Linked DNA regions of Mus musculus: region 1 is linked to region 2. The links are chromatin contacts, found by Hi-C or POLR2A ChIA-PET in ENCODE. All regions are on one chromosome and are shown on one strand. Each heading gives the region's core, a stretch centred on a gene start or an enhancer-like site at or near the end of the contact. The rest is flanking DNA. Distances are from core to core; before and after follow the strand shown. Region 1 holds the start of Lncenc1 (long non-coding RNA, embryonic stem cells expressed 1). Region 2 holds the start of Enc1 (ectodermal-neural cortex 1).

The links. Hi-C counts contacts between places; a loop is a spot of excess contacts on that map. ChIA-PET counts read pairs that join two places held with the same protein, here RNA polymerase II (POLR2A).
Region 1: a loop to region 2 is called in a map of left cerebral cortex, with 5 times the contacts of the local background. The contact joins the promoter of Lncenc1 here to the promoter of Enc1 in region 2. A Hi-C loop is called at or near these places in 15 of 37 maps with a recorded cell type or tissue (adrenal gland, gastrocnemius, heart and 3 more). POLR2A ChIA-PET finds 5 or more read pairs at or near these places in 5 of 5 experiments (Patski and embryonic stem cell).

The regions. Positions count from the first base shown.
Region 1 is chr13:97,430,430-97,437,496 of GRCm38, reverse strand. Lncenc1 (long non-coding RNA, embryonic stem cells expressed 1) reads right to left here and starts at 2,527. Exons shown (of 2, transcript NR_110432.1): 1 at 2,405-2,527.
Region 2 is chr13:97,239,610-97,246,397 of GRCm38, reverse strand. It overlaps Enc1 (ectodermal-neural cortex 1), which reads right to left and starts at 5,293. Exons shown (of 3, transcript NM_007930.4): 1 at 4,869-5,293; 2 at 1-1,427. The coding sequence starts at 1,414.

The DNA.
Region 1 (7,067 bases), core at 1,278-3,777, 190 kb before region 2:
ATCTCCCTGGCTCCGAGGTCCATGAAGAGAATGGAAGTCCAGATAACTCCAAGTTTTCCTGTTCATTCACACTTCCGATGTCTTAATAATTGCTTGCCATTAGTTTGTCTTTAGTTTTATAGACACATGCGCACTGATAATGCCTGTCATCAAAGGCACATATACATACACACACAGTAAGGCAGGCAATTAATCATGATCTCCCCCAAGACCTTATTTTACAGTCAGGAGCCAATTGTCAGCACACATGTTCCTAAATAAACTGACACACATACCAGCTAACAGATTAATTCACATGGAGAAGGCACCGTGGGAAGAAAACCAGTGTTCCCAGATTGCTCAAGCAGGTGCTCTCCCTATTAACATAAAGACCAGTGCTCCCAGCTCTAACCCCCTGGGAACCCTGCCTAAAATCACTATTTCTAATGCACTTGATGCCAGAATCGTTCTGCAAACCGAGAATTTGATTTATACAACCAGAATAGCACTGCTCAGGAAAAAACAGATAGGCTATTGAATCTGGGGGAGGGGGGAGTTCATTTTGGTCTCACACTTGACTCCTTATTTGTTTGATATTCACTATCTATCCCAGACATGCCTTAAACTAGAGATCAGCTCCCCTCCCAGCAGCCCCTCCCCCCACTGCCTCCCAAGTGCTGGGACTGCAGGTGTGTGCTCCCTGACTTTTCAATAGAAGGTAACCCTAAAGGAATACTTCATGTTTCCATATTTTTTTTTTGCAGATGTTGTTCTCAGTCGGGGCTCACAAGCTCTAACGTGATGAATCCCTTGGACACCGACATCTCCTGTGATGAATCTGCTCAGGAGAGAAGCTTGTGCCCTGCTCACTGCCTGGCATGCGCCTTTAGTGGAGAGAATTTTGTTAGCCTTCTTGTCTCTTTTAAGCTAGCTAGTCCTAACGTGGCCAGTCCTCCAAAGCTCAGGCGCTCCATACCTTATGGGCAGAAGAGATTGTTATTGCTTGCACTGAGCTTCACAAAGGAAATCTTTTAGTACATACTTCACCAGTCGGCCTTCCTCAGAACTGAAATGCAAAGACAGAATGGAGGAGTTGGACAGAAGGTTGCAAACATTTACATGACAAACTAGCCTCTCAGAATCCACCAGGGGAACCAGTCACCAGTATTCTAGTACTTTCCTGTCATCTACAAAAATCACTCACAGTCTTTACTAAATACGATTTATAAAAAATGGCCCCTGCAGCTGCCGCAGATATCTCCTAGGCCGGCAGAGATGGGAGGGCGGGACTCGGCTAGAGCTAGAATCCTTGCGGTCTCCGGGCTACGACCAGGCAACAGCTTTCCCAGGACGATCCTAGGAAGAAGGCAGGATGCTCCCCTGGGGAGTTCCGGGGGGCAGGGGAGCTCTGCCTGGACCTAGAGATGGCTGCATCCCAGCAGGGTGGTGACCTTTTGTTTCTACTGGTTTTCAAAGACACCAAGGTTTTGTTCTTAATTCACACGCGCGTGCGCGCGCACACGGGAGAGAGGGAAGGGGGCGGGGAAGAAGGAGTGAGAGAGAAGAGAGAATTAGGACCCAACTAATCCAGCAACAAGCTTGTCCTGGCACCTTGAGAGGTTAACCAATTTCACTCTCCTGTAACTGGAGCGAAGCCTTTCTTTTCTCCCTGAGGGGGACAGAACAGGGTCCCCTCTCTGCAGCCCCCACCCCACCCCCCAGAGACTCAGCTTTCCTGAACAATAACCCAACTGTCTGGACAGGATGGGAAACTGTCTCAGTGAGTTGGGAGCCCACCCTTGTACAAACCCAGACATGCACAAAAAGTTCCGCGTTTCACCGCAGGAAGTGAGGACGGTGGCTTCAGGCATCATTAATCATTTTGAAGCGATTATTCTTAAAAGGGAGTGAAAAAAAAATACAAAGATGCAGCTTGAGTTAGTCATGCCCAATAAAAATCAGCACTTCTCCAAATCGTATTTCCCTGAATCCATGTGGAACGTTTAAGAGCACTCTCCACTGACAAGAGTCCAGACCAGATAGGGAGTCTGTTTCCTCTGTAATTAGAACTCCCTCAAATACTTGGGACCTGACAGGGCTAGATAGGGAAGGGCGCGTGGGGTAGCGGCGAAGCTTTATTTCCTCTGCCTTCCAGCCCAGGAATGCACAACACATTTTAACAAGAAGATAAAGCAAGAACAATTTAGGGTTTTGCGTCCTCGGGGAATCTTTTTTACACCCCCCCCCCAATTGAAATTCCGTAAAACAAAGCTAAGAACAATCCTGCTTTGTCTCCTAATTGAGCTAGGGAACTGTGAAATCCCCTACCCCACCCCCATCACCTCACCAGGCCCCGAGCCCAGCAGGCAGGGGCCGGGAAAGCAGTAATTCCCAAGATTGCCTGCCCCATGGGGTGGGTGCTTACAGAGCAGGTCCATCCTGAGCGGTCATTCAAATCTGCTCACCCTTACAGGAAACACGCCCCGGTCCAGGCCTTTGAAGTAACAGTGTGTCACCAGCAGAAGGAAAGTGATCGCTAGAAAATGAAATCTACTCCATCCTTTCAAAGACATTGCATTTCCTGTGATTCCTGGGTCCAGAGGAAATGCACTCGATGAAATTGAATTAATTTTTTTTTTCCTCCTGAAGTCACCTGGTCTGCCAGAAGCCTCTCTCATCAGTTCCCTCTCACTGAGCCATTGGCCGAGTCCCCAATTTATTCATTTATTTCTTAATCGAGATATCTAGAGCAGAAATCACAGGATATATGTAGAAAACTGCCCCCCTCTTACCATGGCTCCCTCCTCACTCCTGCAGACACTTCACAGGTAAGTGAGCCTAGGGGCTGATGCCACAACCTTCCTCTCCATCCCCCGGGACCATGTTTGTCTATTTTGTTGGTCAGATTTGATTATTATTTGTCATTTTTCTCCTAGCTTAGCCCCCCCCCCCACACACAGAGTTTTTGTACAGTCCCAGGAAGACCCTTAAAAATGTGCTGAGTCACACTGACTTCTAGGAGTTTCAGGGAGGAGCAGGTATCTATCTGTAACCCTGTAGACTGATATTAAAGAGCCTAAGCCGGGTAACCCGAGTGTCCACAGGGGCATGCGGGGCAGCCTGGGGTATTCAGTCAGAGCCAAAACAGGGCAAAGACGTTTGGAAGATGGGATGTAAATGTTCATTTAGGCCGAAAGATGGTGTCCTGCAGTGCAATTAGGACCCAGCCTGGGAAGTCAATGCCCCAGCGGCTAGAGGAGAGAGCTGAAAAAGGAAACCCGCAGCAGAGATGGCAGATGGGTAAAGAGTTACATCATCCAGAGAGGGCAGTCAGGTAAGGAAGAATTTTAAGGATATCAGAAAGACTAGATTGGAAATGGATGTTAATATGAATAGTGTTCAATGGATAAAGATAAATACAAAACTAAGCATTACTCTGTGTTGGTTTTCAGACCGTGGACAAAGCGTTGAGGTGCATATTTAACATACCAAAGTGGATCTGGCCTTCAGGTTCTCCCAGCATCCTTCAGTCTCAACCTGGGTCTCTACCTACCCTCTACATATCCTCTACACATTCCGCTGGCATATCTCCCTCCCTTCTGTCTCCCTCCCCACGGTGACTTTCCTGGCCTCTATCCTTGGGATCGGTGAACTCACTAACCCAGGAAAGGTTTTCCAATAACCTGCCTTTAGATATACTCTAATCTGGCTTAATTTGGCTCGTTTCATGAAATAACTTTTGCTTGTTTGTTTGTTTGTTTGTTTGTTTGTTTTTCGAGACAGGGTTTCTCTGTGTAGCCCTGGTTGTCCTGGAACTCACTCTGTAGAGCAGGCTGGCCTCAAACTCAGAAATCCACCTGCCTATGCCTCCTAAGTGCTGGGGAAATAACTTATTGCTCTGTAATGAAGTATTTAGGAAAAAGGGATGCTAAAGGGTGATATTTTCAAAGTTTCATGTATCCCAGGCTGGCCTCATACCCACTGTGTTGGATCTTGGGACATCTTTGAAGTTCTGACCCTCTTTCTCCTGCTTCTTGGGTGCTGGGATTGCAGGCACATCCTAGTATACCATACATTTGTGATGGATCTAAGTGGAGGTCTTCATCTGTGCTGGCAAGGACTCTCCCAGTGGAGCCGCATCCCTGGCCCCCAGACACTGACTTTTCAGTACCATCCTCTATTCCAGGAAACCAGAGCCTCCTGAACAAACAACTGAATCCAAAACAGAAACTTAGAAAAAGTCAGATGAAGATACTATCTTGCTATGCCAAAAAGGATGCGCTCAAGAAGAAAGATAGAGATGTTAAAGGAACAAACATCAGCCTGACTGAACTCCCACTGGCCACTGAAGGACAATATGAGCATCAAAAAATCATACTATTAGTAGATGAAAATTCGTTGGATGAAATGGGCAACTATGAATTCATTCTGAAGCCAGAAACCGATTGGAAGCTTGATGCAGGGCAAGATCGGGGTAGGGGGATGGGAGTGGGAGAGCAAGAGCCTTCCCTGCTAAATGCTTAACAGATTCAGGAGAGAAAAGAATGGCTTTTAGCTAAGGAAGCCTAGCAGACAGGAAGCTAAAGGAGTGGTCACCAGGAATGTCATCAGCTTTGTGATCTGTGCCACCTGCTAAGACACTAAAGAGAACCCCAGTCACTTCTAGACGGTCTCTCTCCAGAAGGCTCAACCCAGATCTGATTACAAAAGCACAGAGGCACAACCTCAAGAGCAGGTGGATGGTAAGGCCATTGTCGGTCACAAAGCAAGGGGAGGTGCCTAAAGAGATGGCTCAGCAGGTAAGAGAGCTCGCTGCTCCTCCTGAGGTTCCCAGTTGCCATGCCGAGTGGTTCACCACTGCCTGGAACACCAACTCCAAGAGTAGCCCACCAAAGATCCCAGACACCATTTATAGACAACGGAAAGTCTGTTCCACCCGGCCGGTACTATACTCCACAACTCCGGTACTATACTCCAGTACTCCAGAATTCCAGCCAACTAGTACTATATTCCAGTACTCCGGAACTAAGTGTAGCCCTGAGCACTTAGACCAAGGGGCTTTTAAAAGCAAAAAACTGCATCCTGGCTTCTGGCTGGGCAGCTACAGGGGTGTTCCACAAAAGCAAGCAGTTTATCCCAAGCTTAGATACCTGGAGGGGATTCTGCTGAAGGAAGCAGTTTAACAGAAACTAAGTTAGCCAGGGCATCTTGACCTCAGGTTCCTAGAATAGAGTTCTGTCAATTTCCCATGGGAGTCTCCATCAAAGAGATTAAATTCTGCAAGAATACAAGATGCAGGATCCTCTGCAGTGCCTTGCCCTGTCACATGAGGAATTCCTTTTCTGGCCTGTAAGAGTAACTTTGTACAAAGCATGTATATAGACTCACATAACACACATAAATAATAAAATTAATTTATAAAAGGGACGAGGAGGAACCATTTACACTGTACTTCACCCTTGATGTGAGTTTACTATTGCTTCAAATTAGTTTGCTTGTTTGTTTGTTATTTTATTTTTTTTTGAGACACAGTCTCTGTGTAGCTCTGGCTGCCCTGGAACTTGCTCTATAGACCAAGTTGGCATCAAACTCAAAAATCTTCCTGCTTCTGCTTCCCAGGTACTGGGATTAAAGTCATGCATCACCACCACCTCTGTAAATTATTTTACATTTTTAAATAAAAAATATAAATGTATGAGCAACAGAATAGGCAAAGAGTGTGGGAATTCATTCTTACCTGTACCTAGTACATGCCTAGTTCACGTGAGCGCTTAGTAAATGTTTACTAAATTAAATGTTTGAAACATTCTTGGCAGCATGGAAAGTGTTAAACCTGGGGGTTAAAAGAAAAAGACCAGTTCCACAATTTTTGAACCAAATTTTATAGCAAGCTTTAATTAAATACTGGCTAGGATGATGAAATCTGGCCAAGTCCATTCTGGGGTTCCCAGGAAATGAGACTAATTACATTTTGCAGAGGCTTAAAAAGGCAAAACCTTAAGGCCACCATATTCCCCATCAGGTCCAAGCAGGGGTAAATGTATATTTTAATTCAATCAGGGGCAAGCATATATTCAACGTATTTCCTGCCTACTTACCTCCCTCCTACATCCAATCAGGGCCAAGTACATATCCTGATGCATTTCCTGCCCCTCCTGCGACATGTGATCAAGTACACCCAGTGCAACTGAGTCAAACACGTTTATTTAGAGGAGTGAAAAATGTGTGCTTTGTTATATCCCATAACCAATAACCCCAGCATTCCAGGAAGTATCTGTCCTTGGGCAAGTGGGGCTTACAGGTTAACTTTGGCCCTTACAAAGGAATCAGACTGTCATGGGATTTATATTCATATATTTTATTTCTTACGCAGCTGCAGCATTTAATATGTGCCCAGCATTGGTCTAAACGTTTTCTAAGGGAATGGAAAGCTGACTCAGCAGTTAAGAACAGGCATTGTTCTTGCAGAGGGCTAGAGTTTTGTTCTCCAGTAAGTCTGTAAGCCTCTAGTTCTAGTGGAATCTGATAGCTCTGATATACCTGCACCCAATGCACATACTCACACACAGATATACATGTGCATGCCAACACACATACAACTTAAAAAGCAAATCTTTATGTATTTTGTTAGAAGCTATGCAATAAGGAAGGACTATAATGTTCTCACCTTACAGAAAGAGGAAATAAAGAACAGAAAGGTGATGTGACCTGCCCAAAGTCACACAGACATGAAGAAAATAAACACCAGCCCAAAAGAGGACAGGAGTCCACAAAGGCCACACTTAGCCACTTGTCAGGCTGTCTCTGCAGTGTCCCATCCATCACCAGGAAATTTACAACTTCAAAATCTTTCCCATTCAGGTTCCATTCTAAAGACCTGCCTCTCATCTGTACACTTATATATGTTCTAAGTTTACAAAAATAGTCTCATGTTCTTTATGTCATAAGAGTCAGGGCCAACCCAAAAGAAACCATCCCAGAGCCAGGCACGCGTCTTTGTGAGGGCTGCTTGTCACCAGCTTTGTCCTATGAACACATCTTAGTTACCCAAGTACATGTTTAGATCTTAATTATCACGACTTCAGCTT
Region 2 (6,788 bases), core at 4,044-6,543:
ATCTGTTCTCGCATTGATCGTAACACTGAACCTTGGGCAGCTTGTCGTGGCTCACACTGGTACCCCCGAAAGCAAACAGCTTAAGTTTGGCACTCACTACAGCAGCATTGCTGACACCTTCGCGGAGTGGGGCTACCATGGTCCATTTGTTGGTTGTGGGGTCATACTGTTCTACTTGCTTTAGGGAGACCGAGGGGGAGGCTGGGAGGCAGCCAGTTGCAGCTGTGTGCCCACCGACTACATAGAGGCAGTGCTTCAGTTCAGCAGATCCATGGCCAAACCTGGCCACCAGCATGGGGGCAGCCTTGGACCACTCCTCATGCAGGGTATCGTAAACCCAGACATCTTTTGAGACTCCGTTCTCTGATCCCCGCCCCCCAGTAATATATACTTTGCAGCCAATTGCACATGCGCTGAACTCTTTCCTCGGGCTGGGAATGTCAGCCTTGGGAATGATTTCTTTAGCCTTCTGGTCTACCAAGTACAGTTTGTCACACATGAAAGTCTGCCCTCCCAGGAGGAACAGGGCATGGCCAGTTTTCCGAGGACGAGCACAGAGACTGGTGACCACGCCGTCATTCTGTAAGATTTTTAGTTTGCACCTGATGGCCTCTTCCACGATCTCCTTACTCTTTCTCTGCTTGGTGATGAGTTCTTCCATCGCCACGTTCTCCATGAGATAGATGGCAGGAAGGAGGGCCAGCCTCACTGTCTGCAACAGTTCCGGGAGGTAACAGTAGCGCTTCTTCAGGTCATAGCTGATCCAGTTCATCGCAGACTCATACACCAGCCTTTCGTCTTCCGTCTCCAGTTCTTCACTGGACAGCAGCTGCACAACCATGTCCTGGGGCAACTGGAGGAAATCTTCGTTCTTCCGAATGGTTTGGAAGTTGCTGAGACACATTCTCCAGGAGAGTTCGTACAGCTTGGTGCACTGGTGGGCATCAGACAACAGCAGCATACCCAGGCAGTTGGTGGGATGCAGGTTCTTCTCTAGAAATTCTGCACACGCATCTCTGATGTCCTGGAACTCCAGCATGTCACCAGCCTCCAGGAGCGACTCAGCATTTTCTTCATTGATAATGACCCGGGAGGAGTATGCGTAGTCTAGAAGCAGCTCTAAGACTTCTGGGTGGATGGAATTGTCGAAGTTCACCTCACTGTCCTGGCTCTCTTTCAGGCCACCACTGAACATGGCTTCGAAGTAGCGGCTGCACGCAGCCAGCACTGCCCGGTGGCAAGGGAAGGTCCTGTTTCCCGCATGGAGAAGGACATCTGTGAAGAGCCGCTGCTGACGCAGAAGGTTCAGGTGAGTGAGAACGCTGTCCGCGTAGGAGGACTTATGAAACAGGTAGATGTTGATGGAGCCACTGCTGGCCCTGGACTTGCGGTTCTCATGCACACTGACTGACATTTTGTTTCAACTCCTAAAAGAAAAGAAAACAAACCCATTGAAGCCGGTGTTCTTGATGTTCCCAGCTGTAGCACAAAAGCAACAATCACTTAGACAAAGAAAACAGAGCCTTGTTGTTGTCAGTCCGCTGCCTCCTGTTCCGGGGAAGGGGGGGGGGGGCGGGGCGGGTATGGCCACTCTAGAACAAAGTCGGAGAGAACTACCTGGAAGGAGAGACACTCCTTGTAATGCTGCTGAACTATCAGAACCATTCATGGTTGGGGGGCTAGGTAGGGGAAGAGGATAGAGGAGGTTTACAAGCAGGTTTATTTAGAAGACCTGACTGACAACTTCCAACTTTCCGGACACCAGAAGTTCTTAGGACTTTGTAAGTCAGCAAAAGCTGAGGGAGGCCAGCCTCAGTCTCTCAGTTCCCAGGGCTAGGCCAGCTGATTCACTACAGGCCACTTAAAATGCCAAGCTTCCCGCTCTCATAATGCCAGGAACGTCAGGAGGCCACCGGCTTTAAAGCCCTATGCAACATAAAGCCACGTGTAAAACCAACACCTACTAATTAGAAATTCTATTAAGAATTCCTTTGGTCAGATCCAAACTCACGAATACACGCAACTACCCAACTCCTGAAGTGGCCAAGCTTTTACTCCAAGGTAAAAGAGACCGTTTCTACCTAGACGGCTCTACCACTCCAGAGCTCTAAATGCACAGAATGTAAACATTTGTGCACACTGATCCCCAGGCTGCAGTGAAAGCACGAGGTAGATGCTGGCCACAATTACCTCCCATCTTTCTGAACCTGGACAGCTTCCAAAATGAGACTTTGGCACATAAAAGGAAGAATATTTTGAGCAGGCAGCTTCGTGCTAATTTTTTTTTTCCTTCTGTTCTTCCTGCTCTATACCAATTCTTGGAAAACCATCACAAGAACAAAGGATGCTTCCGCCCACCTCTTTGATTAAACACTCCATCACCGGGACTGTTACGTACCTGCAGATGCCGCACCTGCATACTGGGAGTTCAAACTGCAAACACTGCTTTATGTAAATGTAAAAGCACACAGGGGTGTGTGTGTGTGTGTGTGTGTGCGTGTGTGTGTGATTCATGTTCCTATGTGTGAATTTTAACAGCCATTGTTCATGGAGGGCTACTGTAGAGTTTATTGGCTAGCTTTAGTGCTTTTCTAAGTACCAAAATTAGCACCAGTGGAATCTAATGCTATCTCTTTTGGGTATCTGTTGTAAGAAAACTAGGGGCCAATAATATGGACAATGTCCACTATCCATCTTAAAAAATGGAATTAACTCCCCCTTCTGACAACACTCTTCTTAGGCTCTGAAGGAGGATAAAACCTTAAGAATCTGCCAGAAGAGGTTGTTTATGGCGGTAGGATAGACTCTGTAGTTAGCTACTGTTATCTTTTCTGATGCAAACAGCCTGAACTTACAGCCCAGCTGGGTCCCACTGCTTTTCCTTCAGTCATTCAGATTTTTAATTTATATGCCAGAAATTATTAATAAATATGGCTTGCCAGATTCATGAGCTAAAACTGCAAAATCCCCCTCCAGCCCCCCACCCCCGCAGCTGTGAGGTTTGGCACAGAAAAAAAGTAACAAAGGTAGGTGTCTGATGAGACACTCGCTCTTATCTTTAGGCGAGGTAACTTGTTTTCCTCTTAGTTTTGGAATGTTACTTTCCATGCGGGGTAAACAAGACCAAAGACCAAGTAAGCATCAAACTTACAAAGCTTCAGTGTTGCGAAGCCTGCACACAGCACCCAGGACTTCCCAGTGGGTAGCGGGATGAAGAGGACCCAAGCATCTCCCCCACCTCAAGCAAAGGCTCTATCTTCTAGTCCAGCTTAACCCAATGTGGAAAGTTCTGCAGAATGACCCAGTGGAGGCATCCTCTGTGAAGACACTAAGCTTAGGAAGTGTTCAGGCTCCCAGGCACTTGCAATCTGCTTGCTTTATCCCCGTGGATGCCATTTAAATGAATGCGTTCGGTCTGAGTTATTTTGAGGAAGACTTTAAGCCTAAACCTCTAAATGATTGTCTCTAGTCTAAGGAAGCTGCCTCCTCTCGGGCTAAGAGCCAAGAAAGGAACACAAGAATCTAAGTGCTAGCAGGCTGAGCTGGAATCCCACGGGGCTGGGGAGTCAGGGTGGTATAAAACAACGTTCACAACCAGGTGTATACTTAAGAAAACAGTTTGTCTAGAAGGCCTACAGGATGTGCACCACTCTGCATCCTGTGTTTATGCTGCTGTGTTTTCTAAGTCTCCCCCAGAAAACCAGGAGGCAGAGTCTAACCTGTCACCTTGGATCCCATCCCACTGGGAGAGAATGTCACTGTCACAATCTCTCATCTTGCAACCACTGTATGATTAAAACAAAAGGTGCTCCTGAAGACCCTAGGGAGACAACGTGCTCTCTGGTTTAGAATCATGCAAACATCAAAATATCCAGACATAATTTATACATACGGTTATACAAAAAACACCTTCAACATAAAACGAATCATCCTTTCCAACATTTTTTAAAGACCCCAGAGACATAAATCTGCATGCTAAGGAAATGACCCCCAAAATGCACACATATACTTAACTTGCGTCTACAAAGAAGGCAGAGAAAAAGACTGCTATTACTGTGAACATCAAAAGGGCACCTAGTTCAGTGACTTCAGTTCACTTCCTGCTGCTTCCAGGCAGGACGTCTGCCTCCAACACTGGGAGCACCTCCATCTCTCTCCTGGTTAAGCCTGATCTCGATCCCACGAGCAAAGAAGCCAGGCAGACGTTCCCAAGCACTCACATTACTGACAACAACGGAGCCACACTATAAAGATGTTTACCAAAATAGCTCTTGGCCACGCCGTCCCCTCCAACACTTGCAACGGCTACTCTCAACACGCTGGACATGCCAGTGAGGACGACACCAAATTACAAGTCCAAGTCCACTGTTTCATCTCCACCCCGCCCACCAATTCCTACCTAGCCTTTGAAATTAATAATGTCATTCTAAAAGGCAAAAGCTTGCAGGAGAAGAAACTCGTTTTTCAGGAACCAGTTTTCATTCATTTGGCTGCAGTCAAGTGGCCGCAGGAGGAGGTCTGCGCATGGCCTCCACCGCCCCCCAAAGCCGGCTACGAGGCACCCTGGGGAACCGATCCCACGCGCTGGGCTTCCTGGAGACTGCTAGGAGCCGGGATATTATCCCCAACCTGGTTCCTCGCACCCACCGATACTTGCCCGGGCGTTACACCGCAGAGGGGAGGCAAGTTGCTCTCCCAGTGCCGTTCCCACTCCAGCGACTGTTCTGCCTCGAGAGCACCTCCTGGGCTTAAGCCTCAGCCAGGGTGGCGGGCGCCGGCTCGATGCTCCCAAGCACACCCCGCGGCCGACTCCCACCGCCCGAAACCCGGGCGCCCGCAACAGGTTTGGGGTTGCAGGGCAAACTTACAGTAGTGGCGGCTGGCCTCTGCACACAACCGGCTGCGGTTCTTGCCTCGGTCACCCGCAGGGAGCCGACGAAGGGCGTCTCTGTTCCAGGAAGCGGTGGCGATCGCCGGGGAGAAAGGAGCGCTGGGAAGGGAGGCGATAGCGTCCGGGGTAGTGGCTCCCGGGCTGGTTTCGGCAGGCAGCTGACCTCGGTCTCCGGATCTGCTGCTACGGACCTGGCGCCCCGGCCGGGCCAAGCGTCTGCCGGCGCGCGCCTAGCCAGGGGAGAGTGAGCCTGCGGCGGCCGCGCCGCGGAGGAAGGCGGTCTGCACGCAGGGGGAGGGAACGGGGTTGCGGCGTGAGCGCTGGCGGCCGCCTGGCGTCGGCTCCGGGTCTCTGCAGCGCCTCCGTCGCGCCGCTGGCTCTGAGGCTGCGGGAGCTGACTGCGCCGGGCCACCGTGCGCCGGCCTATAAGTTGCGCCCGGGAGGGGGCGCGTATGCAAAGAGACTCGCTAGGGGGAGGAGGGAGGAAGCGCGTCCACTACGCGGGCAGGAGCGGGAGGAGCTGGGGGGGGGGATGACGGGGGGGGCGGTTAGCCGGAGAGGAACTAGGGGAGTGGGGCGGGGAGCGAACGGAGACAAAGCGGACGCCCTCGCTCAGCAACGGGCAGCTGCAGCCCTCGGGGACCGGGAAGAAAATAAGTTTTAGAGGCTCGGAGGGTCTTCGCCTCCTCGGGTCAACCCCATTCAAGGCTAGGTCGGGGGCTGGGGCACCCAACTCAGGGGAAAGCAGCCCTAGGCGCTTTCCTGCGCTCGAGGGTGCCGGGATCCTAAGAATGCTCAGTGGAGTAGCCAAGGCCAAGCTGGGGATCCACCGCTCCCGCATGCACTCACTGGGTTAGACACCCCAGCGGCAGGCAGAGCCTAGTTCCCGCAGGAGCAAGGGAAGAAGCCTAGGTCTGGACCTCGGGGAACACTGCAGGTTGCGCAAGTGGACATTGGGTTACTTGCTGGCAAGAGGCCAGACTCCAAACTCTTGTGGGGGGCTTCCTTCTCCACCCCAAGTTGGTGAGGAAGCCGCGGCAGGACTCTGTCTCGCTCGGAGCTGGAGCCGCAGCAACCCCAGCTGGGTCCTGAGGGCCCACGTGTTTCGCAACCAATCGCCCAGGGCCGCTAGATTCAAAGCCAACTCCTCCAAGGAGCAGACACGCTGCCTCCTCCTGGTAGGGAAGATGTCTGTTACCTTCGGAGACTTGGCCTTTCCTGGGTTTGGTTGGTTGGTGGAGTCTGGAGTTCAGTCAAGAAATAGCGTGTCCCCCCCCCCCAAAAAAAACAACAACCATCACCCCACACACACACCTAAAGTCTCGAGGGCCTAGCAAAAGAAGGAACTCTATCCTAAATAAATAAATAAATAAATAAATAAATAAATAAATAAATAAACAAACGTGGCCACAACTGTTTATGACTCTCATTTTTGACTCTCTGTGCTGGGAGCTAAAACGACACTTTGAGTTGGCTCTTATTCGGCATTTGAGATATGTAGGGACGAATTGTATAGATTATTAGCCCAAACCCTTTATTGTGCAGGTGAGGAAAGAGAGGTCTTTGGCGATGTGAATTGCCTGGCTGGAGACCTGCAGGGCCTCAGTAGTGGCCAGGGAGTTTGCCCTATCCTCTTCATCTCCCCAACGCTTCGCCCCCAGTCTTCCTTTTCTTAAGACACCAGGCGTAGCAATGGTTTAAACCGGCGCAGGAGGCTCCACATGGCGCTTCCTGAGACCACAGACTGCTGAAACCCGCAGGGTTGGTCCTTTATCCCAGCTCCCTCTCTCTGGCTTCCTCTGCTATTGAGGCTGATAGATTTTGCTCATCGCAAAGAAAGACAGTGCCCTCTTAAGTCCTTTCTTAGCATTAACTCGTCAGCCTCACGACAGCCTTT